Regions from separate parts of the Homo sapiens genome. Here region 1 is linked to region 2. The links are chromatin contacts, found by Hi-C or POLR2A ChIA-PET in ENCODE. All regions are on one chromosome and are shown on one strand. The core of a region is the stretch at or near the end of the contact, and the rest is flanking DNA. Distances in the headings are between cores, read along the strand shown.

Region 1 (5,857 bases), core at 273-2,772, 120 kb before region 2:
CTTTGGGAGGCCAAGGTGAGCAAATTGCTTGAGCTCAGGAGTTTTGAGACCAGCCTGGGCAACATGGCAAAACCCTGTCTCTCCAAAAAAAAAAAAAAAAAAAAAAAAAATTAGCCAGGCATGGTGGTGCATGTCTGTAGTCTCAGCTACTTGGGGGGCCAAGATAGGAGGATTGTTTGAACCCGGGAAGTTGAGGCCGCAGTGAGCCAAGATGGTGCCAATGCACTACAGCCTCAGGGACAAAGTGAGACCCTGGCTCAAAAAGAAAGAGAGAAAGAAAGCAAGAAAGAGAGAGAGCGAGAGAGAGAGAATAGGGGAGGGGAGGGGAGGGAATGCAACAGAAGTGAGGCTAGCCTTTAATTTTTTTTTTTTTCTGAGACAGAGTCTCGCTCAGTCATCCAGGCTAGAGTGCAGTGGTGCAATCACGACTCACTGCAACCTCCGCCTCCCAGGCTCAGGTGATCCTCCCACCTCAGCCTCCTGAGTAGCTAGGACTACAAGTGAACGCCACCATGCCTGGCTAATTTTTGTATTTGTATTTTTTTGTAGAGACGGGGTTTTGCCATGTTGCCATGTAGAGACTCACAAATGGTCTCAAACTCCTGGGCTCAAGTGATCCACCCACCTTGGCCTTCCAAAGTATGGGGATTACAGGCATGAGCCCCCACAACTGGCTGAGGCTAGTTTTTAAGAGAACTGAGGGAGGCTGAGGTGGGCGGATCACGAGGTCAGGAGATCGAGACCATCCTGGCTAACCCGGTGAAACCCCATCTCTATTAAAAATACAAAAAAATTAGCCGGGCACGGTGGTGGGTGCCTGTAGTCCCAGCTACTCTGGAGGTTGAGCCAGGAGAATGGCGTGAACCTGGGAGGCGGAGCTTGCAGTGAGCCGAGCTCTCGCCACTGCACTCCAGCCTGGGCGACAGAGTAAGACTCCGTCTCAAAAAAAAAAAAAAAAAAGAAAACTAAAATGTTAGGCCAGGCGCAGTGGCTTACGCCTGTAATCCCAGCACTTTGGGAGGCCGAGGCGGGCGGATCACAAGGTCAGGAGATTGAGACCATCCTGGCTAACACGGTGAAACCCTGTCTCTACTAAAAATACAAAAAATTAGCCAGACATGGTGGCAGGCGCCTGTAGTCCCATCTACTCAGGAGGCTGAGGCAGGACAATGGTGTGAACCCGGGAGGCGGAGCTGGCAGTGAGCCGAGATCACGCCACTGCACTCTAGCCTGGGTGACAGAAAGACTTCGTCTCAAAAAAAAAAAAAGAGAACTGAGAGTTTCTACTTTTCTTCTCTTGGAAGGCTCACTCTTGCGATTTCCCCTCTCAGAACTCAGCCACCATGTTGTCAGAAGCCTGAGCCACATGGGCATGGAGAGACCACAGGTGGCCACTTCAGCTGACAGCCCAGCTGGGCTCCCAGCTGATGACTAGCATCAACTATCAGCCATGTGAATGAGCAGCCTTGAACATTCCAGACCATTCAAGCCCCCAAGTGACTGCAGCCCCAGCCAATATCACATGGACCATAAGAACCACTCAGCTGAAGCACATCAACCCACAAAATTGTGAGAGAGAACATAATGGTTGTTGTTCCACACCACTAAATTTTGGGGTAGTTAGGCAGCAAGAGATAACCAAAACAAGGCCTCTGATTCAACTGCTGTTGATGACAGAGAACAGAGGGTCATATCTACATGTATAATAGGCATAGAGCCTAAGCAGTAGCCCAGGAAATAGTGAACAAAGAGGCCTGGGACACTGGCAAGCCTAGGACTGCAGGTATCAGTGAAATCAAGTGACTGGATGTTCATGAGTAGCAAAGGCATTATAAATGTGACTTATTAAACAAGTTAGACATGTCTCCAGTCAAATATGATTTGACTAAACATACAATTTTACATGCCCATCACTGTCACAGATACTATAATACTGTGTCTAGTAAGTAAGTAGGGACAGTGTGCTGGGACTGGGACTATATGGGACTTCACACATATTCTTCTTCTTCTTTTTTGAGATGGAGTCTAGCTCTGTCACTCAGACTGGAGTGCAGTGGTATGTTCATAGCTCACTTGCAGCCTTGACCTCCAGGACTCAAGCAATCCTCCCACCTCTGCCTCTTGAGTAGCTGGGACTACAGGCACTCGTCACCATGCCCAGCTTATTTTGTTTATATTTTGTAGAGATGGGGTCTCACTATGTTGCCCAGGCTGATCTTGAACTCCAGAGCTCAAGCCATCCTCCTAACTCAGGCTCCCAAAGTGTTGGGATTACAGGCATGAGCCACTGTGCCCAGCCCACACACATTATTCTTAATCCTCACAAGAGTATAAAATGTAAGCATACTAATCACTCCCTTGCTCCCCTCTCCCTCTTTCCTTTCCTAATTCCTTTCCTTCCCCCTTTTGTTTTTCCTTATTTCATCAAGAAGAGTAGTTTTAAATTTTTAAAATCACAGCATCCATTGTTAGATGAATAAAGCTTCCTATCATTACTTTGGAGCAAAAGATAGAATCCAGAGCTCTGGGTCTGTTTTTCTTCCAATTCTTCCTAATATGCTGAGAGATATGCAATAATACTTCTCATTTTCCTGGCTAGTTAGAAACAACTTCAGCTTCTCATGCCTGTTGAAGGTTGAGTTAATATTTGAAAAGTGATATGCCGATTTACAGTCTAAAACTGTAGACTGTAAAACTGCAGCCAATTATCCTTTAACTCACCTCTCCACCTTTTTTTTTTTTTTTTTCTGAGACAGGGTCTTGTCCTGTTGTCCAGGCTGGAGTGCAGTGGTGCAATTATGGCTCACTGCAACCTCCGCCTCTTGGGCTCAAGCAATCCTTCCACCTCAGCCTCTAGAGTAGCTGGCACTATATGCGCATGCCACTCTGCCTGGCTAATTTTTTGTATTTTTTTGTAGAGATGGGGTTTCTCCATGTTGCCCAGGCTGGTCTCAAACTCCTAGACTCAAGTGATCCACCCGCCTTAGCCTCCCAAAGAGCTGGAATTACAGGCATGAGCCACTGCGCCCGGCCTCATCTCCCCCCTTTCTAACTCACGCTGAAAATGTTTCAAATTCAAATTTAGGGAATTCGCTATGGGTTTTAAAAAAGAGATAAAGCAATGGAAAACCATAGGGTGCCTTTCACATAGACCACAAAAGAAAAAACTCTAGAGGGGCAACTCAAATCATAGTTTAGCAATTATCTGTTTCTTATTATGATTTTTCTATGCCTTTTTATAGTAATATATTAATAACATTAATAACTATGACCAATAGTTCAATTAAAAAAATACTTTAGATAATTTTGAGAGTGCTCACAGTAAGAAAACTCTGAGGTCTTGTAATAAACAGCTATAAAAATGTTTCCTCTAAGATCTGATTAAAATTTGGATTATTGCTCTTTTGCTTTGGTAAATGTATAACAACATTCTAATTTCTATTCCTTAAGTAATGATTTCTAGCACCACCCAGAATGTAATAGCTTCAACAGCTAATCTTTACATAGAGAATTCTGATGTGGAGAAATAAGTAGATATCTACTGTTCCGGAATAGATGATATTTTCTTTCTTTCTTTTTTTTTTTTGAGACAGAGTCTCGCTCTGTTGCCCAGGCTGGAGTGCAGTGGTGCGATCTCGGCTCACTGCAAGCTCTGCCTCCCGGGTTCTGGGTTCATGCCATTCTCCTGCCTCAGCCTCCCGAGTAGCTGGGACTACAGGTGCCCGCCACCAAACCCGGCTAATTTTTTTTTTGTATTTTTAGTAGAGACGGGGTTTCACCGTGTTAGCCAGGATGGTCTCGATCTCCTGACCTCGTGATCCACCTGCCTCGGCCTCCCAAAGTGCTGGGATTACAGGCATGAGCCACCACACCCGGCCAATAGATGATATTTTTTGTAATGAGTTTGTTCATTTCTATTTGTTCTGTGTAGTTATGAAACTTACACAGCCTGATTTTTTTTTTTTTTTTTTTTTTTGCGAGACCAGAGTCTTGCTCTGTCACCCAGGCTGGAGTGCAGTGGCATGATCTCAGCTCACTGCAACCTCTGCCTCCCGGGTTCAAGCAATTCTCCTGCCTCAGCCTCCCAAGTAGCTGGGATTACAGGCACGTGCCACCACATCCAGCTAATTTTTTGTATTTTTAGTACAGAGGGGGGTTTTGCCATATTGGCCAGGCTAGTCTTGAACTCCTGACTTCAAGTGATCTGCCCACCTTGGCTTCCCAAAATGCTGGGATTACAGGGATTAGCCACCATGCCCAGCCTATACAGCCTGATTTTATCACTTTGGTTTTGCGTGTGTGTGTGTGTTTTTTGTTTTGTTTTGTTTTTGTTTTTTTTGAGACAGAGTCTCACTCTATCCCTCAGGCTGAAGTACAGTGGTGTGATCTCGGCTTACTGCAACCTCTGCTTCCTGGGTTCAAGTGATTCTTGTGCCTCAGCCCCCCGAGTAGCTGGGATTACAGGTGTGTGCCACCACGCCTGGCTAATTTTTGAATTTTTAGTAGAGACAGAGTTTCACCATGTTGGCCAGGCTGGTCCCGAACTCCTGACCTCAGATGATCTGCCCACCTTGGTCTCCCAAAGTGCTGGGATTACAGGTGTGAGCCACCAAGCTCGGCCATCACTTTGTTTACATATGTAAACAAATAAGTTTACATATCTTATTTTCCCAACTAGACGATCAACTCCATGAGCACAGGAATCCTGTGTTCTCACTGATTTATATCACCCTCAATCTGTAGCACGGTACAGAGAAAACAATTTTAAAAATGGTCTCATTCATTTCACTGATTAGACGTCTAATAAACATAGTATCTAATACAGTCTCACAAACATGGCTTTGCTTAAAGACACCCCAGATTAACAGGGATCCTTCACCATAAGACTATTTGTAGAATACAACATAGGAACACCTTTCAAATACAAATCAAAGCACTTTGCAAATAAGAAGGCATCTGTTGACAAATATACATGACACTCACAATGAAGAGATTATATAAGAACAGGATGCAATAATTTGCCTAAAATTATATCCAAAGTTAGCAGAAAATATATATTTTCATAGCAAATGCTAAGAAGTAATTCTATAGATACTTTTGGTCAGTGTTAATCCGAATAACTTCTCTGTAAGGGGCCTGTCCCAGGAAAAGTCACTTTTTTGCCTCGTACTGAGCAACATAAAGAAGTGGAAGTCTTAGACTCCTGAAAGGAACTCAAGAAAGAAGTGAATCCAGAAACCAACCCCAGTAGCAGCACTAGTTGTAACAGCAGTGGTGGTAATGACAGCTAGCCTTTGCTAAGTCTACTCAGCTCCAGGTGTCTCACTCAATCCTCATGACAACCTATGAAGCAGATAGTGTTATTGTCCTCATCTTATAGATGAGGAAACTAAGAAAGAGTGAAGTGCAGTCACTTGCTCAAGGTCAGAAAGCTAGCATGTTTAGCTAGCTATAGAATCAAGGTGAAAACTCAGACCAGTCAGGCTCCAAAACAAACAAACAATCAGAAAATGTAGAACGTGATTTTTTTTTTTAAGTGAGGGGAACATCTAAAACCAGAGAGAAAGGGGCCTGGCGTGGTGGCTCAGGCCTGTAATCCCAGCACTTTGGGAGGCTGATGTGGGCAGATCACCTGAAGTCAGGAGTTCAAGACCAGCCTGGCCAACATGGTGAAACCCTGTCTCTACTGAAAATACAAAAAAATTAGCCAGGCACGGTGGCATGTGCTTATAATCCCATCTACTCAGGAGGATGAGGCAGGAGAATCACTTGAACCAGGGACGAAGGTTGAAGTGAGCCGAGATCGTGTCACTGCACTCCAGCCTGGGCAACAAAAGTGAAAGAAAAAAAATACCAG
Region 2 (6,025 bases), core at 3,237-5,736:
TCCTTCATGAAATCGCTCAGCATGTAATCTGGCATTCATGAGCTGTATGTATGGAAAACTCAAGGAGTCTGAGGTGTGAGCAATCAACTGAAGGCACATTTTGTAATGGCCATTGATTCTGTGAACATTAGCAGCATTAATACCTGCTTTGTGATAATAGAAGGTTTGTCATGATTTCAGTGTCACCATTGGAGATTATGAGGTATAGAAAAGTATAGAGCAGGGAAATGCAAATTAAAATAACCATGAGACACAATTTCAGAGCCATTAGATTGGCAACTTTTTCAATCCTGATAACACTAACTGTGGTGAGGGTGGAGAATCAGAAACGGGCTTTTATACTCAGTCTGTGGGAGTGAAAAATTGGAATAATTACAATAGAGAACAATTTTGCAGTACTTAGTAAAGTTGATATGTACATAATTTCAATTCAACAAATATATTTTTTTTTAAGCAGGTTTTTTTGTTGTTCTTTTTGAGACAGAGTCTTGCTCTGTTGCCTAGGCTGGGGTGCAGTGGTGCGATCTCAGCTCACTGCAACCTCTGCCTCCTGGGTTCAAGTGATTCTCATGTCTCAGCCTCCTGAGTAGCTGGACTTACAGGTGTGTACCACCATGCCCAAATAATTTTTTGTATTTTCAGGAGAGACGGGGTTTCGCTATGTTGGCCAGGCTGGTCTCAAACTCCTGACCTCAAGTGATCTGCCCACCTTGACCTTCGAAAGTGTTGGGATTGCATGCATGAGCCACCACACGCAGCCAAATTTACTTCTGTATAAATACCCAAGCAAGTTTCTTGAGCTTATGGGTCAGGCCGTGTGTACCTAAGCCTGTTCATTGCAACATTTCTCGGGATAGCAAAACAATGGAATACTACAGAGTAGTTAAAATAAATGCAGGAATTAGGCCAGGCACGGTGGCTCACGCCTATAATCCTAGCACTTTGAGAGGCCAAGACAGGTGGATCACTTGAGGTCAGGAGTTAGAGACCATCCTGGCCAACATGGTGAAACCCCATCTCTACTAAACAGAAAAAAATTAGCTGGGTGTGGTGGCGCATGCCTGTAATCCCAGCTACTTGGTAGCTGAGGCGGGAGAATCGCTTGAACCCAGGAGGTGGAGGTTGCAGTGAGCCGAGATCGCGCTACTGCACTCCAGTCTGGGCAATAAGAGTGAGATTCTGTCTCGAGAAAAACAAACAAAAACCATGTAAAAGCGTGATATCGTTTAAGAGAATTTGTAAAACACACAAATAATGCTTTGTGTTGTTTGTGGACACATATTCTCCAGCTGTCACATCCTCTTCCTGGCCTTCTCTACCTACTTCTGGCCCTGGGAAGCTTTACAGACCTTATCAGAGAACTCTTTTCTCTGTCTTTGGTTGGGTTCATCCAATGGGAAGCACCAGTAGGAGTCAGAGGGGAGGAGAAGAGACAGGCAGGGGGAATTAACTCTCTTCCTCTCCTTGCCTACTCCCTCTTTGCCAGGGGTTTGCAGAGGCTGCATTTGTTCACTGAAGACCACAAGTACTGTCGGTAACCCTCTGCTACAGTGGCAAGTCTTTCTGAGTTCTGTAGCAGGGGACCTCCAGTTGCTACCCCCAAGATGCTTCACCATCCCTTTCTGGGGTCCCTTATTGCAGCCTCTACATTTGCAAAGAGAACTTTTATGAAATTGTCTTCCATGACCCCGTTTGCACATGCTTGTCAAGGCCCTGAATGATGCACGTATTTATGTGGGGAGATTTAAAACTATGCTCATTAGTTGGCTGGGTATGGTGGCTCACGTCTATAATCCCAGCACTTTGGGAGGCTGAGATGGGAGGATTGCTTGAGGCCAGGAGTTCAAGACCAGACTGTTCAACATAGCAAGACCTCGTCCCTATTATTTAAATAAAAAGAAAAAGAAAAAAAGAAGAAAATAAAACTATGCTCACTAATGATCTCTCTCAGTTCAGGAAGCTGGTTACCTCTGCAAAAGGAAGTACAAGAAAGGATTGGGACAGGGTGGAAGGAGTTAGCTGTAGTTGCATAGTTTTTTTTTAAATTTAATCTAATTGATTTATTTCTTTGACACCGAGTCTAGCTCTGTTGCCCAGGCTGGAGTGCAGTGGTGAGATCTCGGCTCACCGCAACCTCCACCTCCTGGGTTCCAGCAATTCTTCTGCCTCAGCCTCCCGAGTAGCTGGGATTACAGGCATGTGCCACCACGCCTGGATAATTTTTGTATTTTTAGTAGAGTCAGGGTTTCACCATGTTGGCCAGACTGGTTTCAAACTCTTGATCTCAGGCTATCCACCCGCCTCAGCTTCCCAAAGTGCTGGGATTATAGGCGTGAGCCTCCGTGCCCAGCCAGTTTTATTTTTTTTAATAAACTTTTTTTAAAAAATCACACCAGAATCTATTGTGTAAAAATGTTCAAATCCATTAAATCTGAGTGGTTAATCCATGGGTATCATATCATAATGATTATTATTTTTGTTTTGATTGCATTTTTTTTTCTTTTTTGAAACAGAGTCTCCTTCTGTCGCCCAGGCCGGAGTGCAGTGGCACAATCTCAGCTTCCTCCAACCTCTGCCTCCCAGGTTCAAGCGATTCTCCTGCCTCAGCCTCCCAAGTAGCTGAGATTACAGGCAGGCACCACCATGCCCAGTGTACTTTTTGTGTTGTTAGTAGAGATGGGGTTTCACCATGTTGGCCAGGCTGGTCTCAAACTCCCAACCTCAGGTGATCCACCTGCCTCGGCCTCCAAAAGTGCTAGGATTACAGGCATAAGCCACTGCGCCTGGCCTTAAAATATTTTAAAAAATATTCTCCTTGCATAATGAGGTTTAAAAAAATGAAGCGTTTCCTAATTCAGAATGATACAAGGGTGTCACCTGAGGCCCAAGATGGATTGCATGCGTTGGAAAGTTCTCCCTCACCTGGGACGCCCCAGATCCTTTCTTCACCAGCACCTTCTTCAGAGACACAAGAGAGGCTGAGCATGGTGGCTGACACCTATAATCCCTACATATTAGAACGCTGAGGTGGGAGAATCACTTGAAGCCAGGAGTTTGAGAGCAGCCTGGGCAACATAGCAAGACCCTATCTCTACAAAAAAAATTTTTTTTAATTAGCCCAGCATGGTGGCATGTATGTAGTCCTAGAAACTCAGGAGGCTGAGGCAGGAGGATTGCTTAAACCCAGGAGGTCAAGGCTGCAGTGAGGCAAGACTGCACACTGCACACTCCAACCCGGGCAACAAGATAACTTCTATACACGTAGATGAGGCAGTTCCGCCTCTTTGCCTAAAGATTGTGGGAAGTGTGCAACTGCAATGATAAAAAGGACACTCTATGTGACAGCAAGATAAAATTGGCTCTCAGTCAACTGTGAAAGGCATTGCATGGGTGACAGATGAGTGTTATTAACAGAACAGATTATTTGCTTCTTTCTATTTCTGCAAATTATTCTTGTTAACTACAATCTAAACTCGTCTGTTTCCATGTTGTTGAGGAAGTTCTCTGTGTAGCCAAAATAGACACAAAACACTGTTGAAAATTGCACAATTGCTCAAATTCCTTGAGTAAAACATTTGGTACTCTTGAAATCTTCAAACTAGAGTCAAAGCCTATATTGCCTTGCCCAAGGTAACTGGTGTATGCATATGTGTGTGTGTGTGTGTGTGTGTGTGTGCGCGCGTGCGCATGCAAGTGCCTGCATGCAGCAAACAAGTTACATTTATTTCTGTAAAAAAGTAAATAATACTGAAGTGTAGAGTTGATATGACAGCTTTCCTACCCCAGCCTTATCCCAGTCCTTTCCTTTATCAGAAATAAACACCGCTATTAATGAGACATGTTTTCTACTGGGCCATTTTCTATGCATATATAGGCATACCCACATATATTACCTTTAGTATTAAGGCTTTGATATCATGTTTGGTGTTCTACAACTTGCTTTTCTCTAATATGCAAAAGTTTGTATTTTTATTGATAAATTACTGTGAGACACACACAGTTCAAAATGTTGTGTATGGCCAGGCAAAGTGGCTAATACCTCTAATCCCAGCACTTTGGGATGCTGAGGCGGGTGGATCACTTGAGCCCAGGAGTTCGAGACTACCCTGGGCAACATAGCAAGATCCCATCTCTACAAAAAAATAAAAATTAGCCAAGCACAGTGGTGCACTCCTGTATTCCCAGCTACAGTCCCAGGAGGCTGAGGTAGGAGGATCATTTGAACCTGGGAGGTCAAGGCTGCAATGAGCCATGATAATGCCACTGCACTCTACTCTAGATGATAGAGCAAGTCCCTGTCTCAAAAAAAAAAAAAAAAAAAAAACACAGTGCATGTATTGCCCCATTTAATTCTCATTAACAGCCCTAGGAGGCACATAATACTATCTTTCCGATTTTACAAATGGGGAAGTGGAAACTTAGAGCGCTTTAGGCGGCTTCTCCAAGGTCTGACAGACAGGAAGTTTCAGAAACATGATTTGAATCCAGACAGGCCCTCAGTGGTTACCCCTGAGCTATGTTGCTCTATCTTGCCATGTCACCACATATAGGTCTTTCTAATTGTTTTAGGTGCTGTGTGGTTTTTCAATAGAACAGACCAATCATAGTTTACATAACCATTCTTCCATGCTAGACATTTGTGTTGTTTCCAGTGCTTTATGACTCATGCCTCTTCTTGTACACACCTCTTCATGCACATGGGCAAATATTTCTCTGGAATAGATACCTGAAATTGGAACCACTGTGTCATAGGGCATGCATACCTAAAGTATTGACATATACCACTAAGTTCTTTTCAGAAAGGGCTCTGCCAATTTTCAGTTCCACCAACAGTAGGTATACACATAGATGGTTGGTATTATTAGCGAGAATAACCATCCTCACAAACTCTGATTGCTAGTGATTTTTAAGGTATTTTCTAAAGTGATAAGCAAAAAAAATTTTTTTGGCAAAAAATATTTTATTAATGGTTGTGACCTCTATTTCCTTCGTTTTTAATGAGATTAAAATCTTTTCATATATTTATTGGACTTTTTTCTTCAACTTCTGTAAATTGCTGTTATCTTTTGTTCAATTTTCTATTGATTGTTTTTATTTTTCTTATTGACTTGTTTTATATATATGTATACACACACACACACACACGTATATGTATATAATGATTAAAATTCTTTTCCTGGCCAAGCATGGTGGCTCATGCCTGTAATCCTAGCACTTTGGGAGGTCAAGGTGGGCAGATTGCTGTAGCCCAGAAGTTTGAGCCTGGGCAACATAGCGAAAATCTGTCTCTACAAAAAATACAAATAATTAGTTGGGTGCGGTGGTGCGTGCACCTGTAGTCCCCGATACTTGGGGGGCTGAGGTTAGAGGATCACTTGAACCCAGGAGGTCAAGGCTGCAGTGAGCTGAGATAATAGCACTGCATTGCAGCCTGGGTGACAAAGTGAGACCCTGTCTCAAAATAAATAAATAAATAAAAATGTTTTCAGAAAAATAAAACTCTTTTTCTGCTCTGCACATTGTAAATACTTTTTCTCAGTTCATCTGCTGTTAAGTTCACTTTTGGTGTCTTTGACTCAAGAAATGTTTAATTCTCATGAAAACAAATTCAATGGTCTTTTTGGGGGGAGTTCAGGGGTTAAGTCTCACTCCCCACTTTTAGAAAAACCTTTGTTCCTTACAACAAAAGTAAATATATAATACATGTTTATTGTAGACAATATAGGCACTACAGATAAATGAAAAGTAAAAGTAAAAATCAAGTATAAACCTATCCCTCAGTTACAAAGATTATTAATATTTTGGGTATTTCCTACTAGTACTTTAAACATAAGAACAGATATAATTCAATATTATGTATATTTAAAAACAGATATGGCCGGGTGCGGTGGCTCACGCCTGTAATCCCAGCACTTTGGGAGGCCGAAGCGGGCGGATCACGAGGTCAGGAGATCGAGATCATCCTGGCTAACACAGGTGAAACCCCGTCTCTACTAAAAATATAAAAAATTAGCCGGGCGTAGTG

Evidence for each region. A loop is a pair of places that touch in the nucleus more often than their neighbours do. ChIA-PET counts read pairs that join two places held with the same protein, here RNA polymerase II (POLR2A). Pooled maps may share reads with other maps.
Region 1: a loop to region 2 is called in a pooled map, with 4 times the contacts of the local background. The contact joins two enhancer-like sites. A Hi-C loop is called at or near these places in 4 of 168 maps with a recorded cell type or tissue (B cell, Caco-2, K562 and 1 more), 2 of 37 single-sample maps with no recorded cell type and 9 of 50 pooled maps. POLR2A ChIA-PET finds 5 or more read pairs at or near these places in 5 of 52 experiments (CD8-positive, alpha-beta memory T cell, GM12878, HCT116 and 2 more).

The regions. Positions count from the first base shown.
Region 1 is chr20:5,793,721-5,799,577 of GRCh38, reverse strand. The region is part of intron 2 of SHLD1 (shieldin complex subunit 1); the gene reads right to left. Among named protein-coding and RNA genes, the nearest start is that of SHLD1, 46 kb to the right of the region's middle. RefSeq lists an enhancer at 1,256-1,455. Within about 2 kb of position 1,522, at least 4 of the 41 ENCODE cell types and tissues checked have a DNase peak (open chromatin) inside an H3K27ac peak, as active enhancers do; they include B cell and OCI-LY7, where a contact is called at or near this core.
Region 2 is chr20:5,672,937-5,678,961 of GRCh38, reverse strand. No RefSeq gene overlaps it. Among named protein-coding and RNA genes, the nearest start is that of GPCPD1, 65 kb to the right of the region's middle. Within about 2 kb of position 4,486, at least 6 of the 41 ENCODE cell types and tissues checked have a DNase peak (open chromatin) inside an H3K27ac peak, as active enhancers do; they include B cell and OCI-LY7, where a contact is called at or near this core.